Regions from separate parts of the Mus musculus genome. Here region 1 is linked to region 2. Evidence: chromatin loops called from intact Hi-C (ENCODE). Cell type or tissue: heart. All regions are shown on one strand.

Region 1 (2,500 bases), 150 kb after region 2:
AGCCCCACACACTACCCAGACCCGAGCCTGAGGCCTGCTGGCTGAGCCAGGAGCGCTGAGGAGGCGTGCAGACAAGTGTGACTTCATTTATGTATGTAGCTAAGTATGCATGCTTTGCTTATCATACATGTGCATGTGTGTATATCTACATCTTATGGTCAGATGTGTACACTACAGTATTAGTGCACTATGTAGGTGGTAAGTTTCTACATGAATTGAATGATGGGGTATGTGTGTGTGTTTTCACTATGTATATATATTGTACATAGCATAAAGTATTTGCACATTTGAGGGAGGAGTTGTTTGTTCCAGAGTCTCGAGTATCCAAGGCCACCCTTAAACTTGCTATGAAGCCATGGTTGCTGGGACTGTAGGAGTGTGCCACAGGTCCAGTATATATGTGCTTGTGTTTGTATTGTAAATGTTTGTGTGCACACGAATACTAGTACATGAGATAGGTGTTTAGATGTGCATGCAACTATAATTATTCATGCATAAGAGTTTGTGAATACTGTATGTACCTGGTGAGGTGAGAATTGTATGCATGTTTTAAATGTGTGTACTGAGTGTACTGTATCTGTGTGCATGGGGTTTTGTGTCCTGTCTTGTGAGAAGGGGTTCCCAGGCCCATAGGGTAAGAGATATCTTTAGGGAATATCACTCCCCCAACCCCCAACTCTACTCATGAATCTGGCTCTGCCCCCCCCCCCCCCACCTCTTTTGTGGATTTCTGGGCCCTATTCATTATCCCAGTCCTGGGGGAAGACTTGAGGGACTTAAGGCTAGGAATTTACCATCAAAAAGCAGGAACTCTTCTTGGGAGCCCTCAGGTCAGGTAGGAATCCATACAGATATTTTCAGGTTGAGGTCTAGAGGGACCTGCAGGGAACACTAGACTGGCAGAGAGCTCTGGCTAGACGGCCTACCAGCAGGGTTCTGTGAAGTTCCATCGCCACCTGGTGGTTGAACTGAGATCCACTACTGGGACTGAGTCAGTGACCCAGGAGCTTAAAAGTCTTGGCCACCAGGGGACAATGTCTTTAAGGGGAAGCTTGAAAATTCTTCAGTACTTCCAGCAGACTAAGAGACCCAAAAGTGATCTTCCTGGGCTAAAGAATAAATTGTGGACTGTGGTCTCACTCGTAAGAGGCTGTGAGCCTTAAGCTGAGAGGGCAGAGGGATGGAAGCAGCCATGTTCTCCTTCTCCCTACCTCCCCTCATCTCTTGGTCTCCATCCCTCCACTCTCTAGTTCTGGTCCCCTAAGCTCTCCCAAGCTGCACCATCTCTGGGACCGGGGTAAGGCATCTGCCCTCGCCCTGCACCTCCTCACATGACCTGCTGGTGGGAGGCCTGTGGCTTGACCGGCTACCTATCTCACCACGCCAGGGTGCAGGGGTCTGCTGAGAGTAATTGACCAGGCTCGCAGTGCCCTGGCATTTCCTCTACACTCCCTGGGAGGTTCCAGCCAGATCAGCAGCAGCACCGTCAGCCATGCATGCCCCACCTCCTGGGCCAGGCTGGGACCTCCTCTCACTGGAACCTCACCTATAGCCCTCTTTTCTCTTGATTTTTTTTTTCTCTAGATTTTGCGTGGGAGACAAATTCTTCCTGAAGAACAACATGATCTTGTGCCAGGTGGACTATGAGGAGGGGCATCTCAATGGCACCTTTGAATCCCAGGTTCAGTAACGCCCACCATCTGGCCTCCAGGTCCATCTGTCCGTCTGCCCACCTGTCCACCTGCCTGGCAGGCCGGCCAGCCACTCTGCCTGCGCGGGCTGGCCAGCCGCTGTCCTACAAGTTAGAACTTCATCCTCGATGGGAAGGTGGCTGTTCTCCACCACCACTGCCCATCTCTGTGGGACCCCTCCTGGGGCCAGGCTCAGCCTGTACAGTCTGTCTTCTGTATATAAATGGGAACATTTATTTTATGAGAAATGTAATGCGATTTTATTACTGGCGTGGATTAAACTTATGAATGTTTCCGGGGACATGACTGCATTGTTCACATTACCGACACAAAACTGCACCTCCCTACCTTCTGCCTCTGGTGGGCGGGGCATGGAGAAGCGACCTCCAGCCTATGCTCTTGCCACAAAGACGCAAACAAGCATGGCTTTAGGGACCAGAAGAAGGGAATCTTTCAAAGTGCCCCAGCCACACATGAGAAGTGGGGTATGCCTCCCTCCCTGCAAAGCATACATCCTAGCCCTATGCAAAGCCCTGAGAAGAGCGGCGCTGTGACACTCTGTGTACTTTTAGACCAACCCTAAAAGTCACTGGAACCCCTAGCAAAGTAGCAAGATGGGGACCCATGCTCTGGGTCCACAGTAGAACCCCAAATCCCAAGCCCCATATCATGACAGTACCCTCTTAACCCCTTTCCCTTTCACAGTGACAGATAGTGTTTGCTGGGACTGACCTGGATCCTAGTATCTTGCTTATCAATCAAAACATTCTGTTTCCCTTGAGCTTGTCTATGCAGGCTCGAGACAGTCA
Region 2 (2,500 bases):
TAGTATTGAAGCATTTCAGTAGGGCATATGTGTCTTACTGTCTAGTTTTATGTTAGCTTAACACATGTTAAAGTTTTCAAAGAAGAGGGAGCTTTAATTAAGAAAATTCCTCCATGAGATCAGGTTGTAGATAAGCCTATAAGGCATTTTCTTAGTGATTAATCGGGGAAAGCTCAGCCCATTATGGGTGGTACCTTCCCCGGACTGATGGTTCTGAGTTCTACAAGAAAGCAGGTTGAACAAGCCATGGGAGCAAGCCACTAAGCAATACTCCTCCATGGCCTCGGTATCAGCTCCTGACTGCCAGATTCCTACACTATTTGAGTTCCTGTCCTGACTTCACTCGGTGGACTGTAATGTGTAAGCCAAACAACCCCTTTCCTCCCCAGGATGCTTTGGTCTGGTGTTTTATCATAGCAATAGAACCCTGGATAGGACATGTTCAATAACAGAACCTGGAGTGTCTTAATAATGAACCGTGCAGGCACTCCATGGCAGCTGCTGGGTCTCAGACCATGTTTTACCATCCCCATCATTTTGCTGTGGGGCATCTCTAGGCCTCCACTCTCTCATTTGTGAATAGTATACCATCCTCTGCTCAGGGGTAATGAAATCAGTCATGTGACACTCTAAGCACAGTGTTAGCTACAGTTGCCTAAATTTTCATATTACTAGATATTTTACATAGAATATTATCAAAATTTAATTTTTCTTAATTGTATCATTTATTTTGATAGTACATGGGGATAAGCCAAGGAATGTTAGGGTGAAGTGATACTTCTGACCTCTCAGTTTTGTGAGAGCTGCAGGGCTCTGTGCTGTTGCTGTTCTGATTCTTTCCAACCTCACCAGGAAGCTGTCTCACTAATGCCCTTGCCTCTGCAGTGGGTCCCCTGCAGGACCAGAGGAGGGCTGTTCTCTCCTCTAGTGCAGGTGCTTGTGTGATGTGCATTGGCTGATGGGACAAGCCTCAAGGAGTGTGATGGAGGCAGAGACCCCAAGTGTCTGCATGAGGTAACATGCTTTCTGGGTTTGCTGCCACCTGCCACGGGAAGCCACATGCACTTGAGTTATGGACACACTTGAACTCTGTCCACGGCCTTAAGTCCAGCCTCGCAAGGCCAAGCTCTGTGGTTTGTAAAGAAGGAATATCTGTTGTTAGAGGACTGGACACTTTCACAGTTGCTCGTTATGTAGTAGAGTTAGTAGAGCAGGTCAGATGGCTATGTTCTGTTTATTTCATTGGGCTCCTGGAGATCAGATCCAGAGGCTCATGCATGGAAGAGTTGGATTACTAGCTTCAACTGGTGTCCTGGAAAGGCCTATTTTTGAGGTTTGTTCTCAGCTGATATTTGGGAACTTGGATTTTAGGTAATTTCTAAAATACCATTGTGTCTAAATTACTTGTGAAAACAGTGTGCATGAATGATCAGCCCATGGTGAAAACCCTAGTCTATGTCTACATGTCTACATAGCCTGCTGATAGCTATTTCAGACAGTCACAGCCGGCTTCCAGCAGATGGCAGGCAAACTGAGTGACTCTGGTTGTAGAGGACACTCAGAGGCCTTCTGTGTCTAGACTTCTCCAGGCACCGTACCTTCCTTTCTCCCCTCCCCTCCCTCCTCCCTCCCCTCCTCCCCTCCCCTCCCCTTCCTCCTCCCCTTTCCTCCCCTTTCCTCCCCTCCCCTCCCCTTTTCCCTCCCCCTCCCTTTCCCCCCCCCCCCCCCCCCCCCCCCGTTTTTTGACAGAGGGACTCACTAATCCTGCCTGGTCTCAAATCCACAGCGCTCCTCTGCCTCTGCCTCCTGAGTGCTGGCACTTGGAGCTGTGCACTGCAGTGTGCCTGGTGCACCTTTCTTTTTCTGGCAAGCTTTGCATCTTTTCGCTGTAGTAGCTGGAATAGCTGGAAGCCTTGTGAGGAAGCAAACTTGACTCCTGTTCACCTCAAGTCTGCTATTCCAAAGGAACTATTGGTCCCCATCCCCACCCAGGAGCCTCTGGGACCAGGCTAAGGTTTCACTGCCAGCTTACCTACAGTCCCTACAGTCCCTTAGGTGAAGGACATGCTGGCAAATCCTTTGTTTCCTTGCCTTCCAAGTCCACCTTTTGCTCAGCTGCCCCAGGACTTGTGGCTGTTTGGCTGTGCCACAGGAACACTGAATATAATGAGTAATGCATTCCTTCTACGTGTATTCGATTGGTCTCCTCATCTCTGCCTTTATACTGTAATTGTTGGATGTATTTTATCTACACAATTATAAACTACACAGAAAAAAAGTATCTTTTTAATTTTAAACTGTCATGCCTATTTTCCAGAAATTAAGAGCAAAAAAAGTTTTTTCTATTTAGCCAGCCATTTGCATTTGTGCTGTGCCTCTTCCTTCCGAGGATCTGGGTTTCCATCTGCCATCATTTTCCTTCAGGTCCATGGGCTCCTCTGCCACCCTCCGCTCTTCTGATGCCGAGTCCTCTCCGTGGTCTTTCCCTGGAAAAGTCTGG

Evidence for each region. Hi-C counts contacts between places; a loop is a spot of excess contacts. Peaks named below come from ENCODE experiments on the same cell type or tissue, not always from the same donor. Only the 100,000 strongest peaks of a DNase experiment are listed, where the experiment ranks them.
Region 1: a loop joins it to region 2, with 13 times the contacts of the local background. A loop is called at or near these places in 3 of 42 quality-filtered maps.

Annotation. Positions count from the first base shown.
Region 1 is chr7:109,138,061-109,140,560 of GRCm38, reverse strand. Lmo1 (LIM domain only 1) reads left to right here. Exons shown (of 4, transcript NM_001302205.1): 4 at 1,585-1,996. The coding sequence ends at 1,690. Among named protein-coding and RNA genes, the nearest start is that of Gm44781, 3.5 kb to the left of the region's middle. In heart, a CTCF peak has its summit at 989 (motif pointing left); a DNase peak (open chromatin) is centred at 950.
Region 2 is chr7:109,289,704-109,292,203 of GRCm38, reverse strand. All of the region lies in intron 13 of Stk33 (serine/threonine kinase 33), which reads left to right. Among named protein-coding and RNA genes, the nearest start is that of Gm51463, 23 kb to the right of the region's middle. In heart, a CTCF peak has its summit at 1,498 (motif pointing right); no DNase peak of the experiment used is centred here.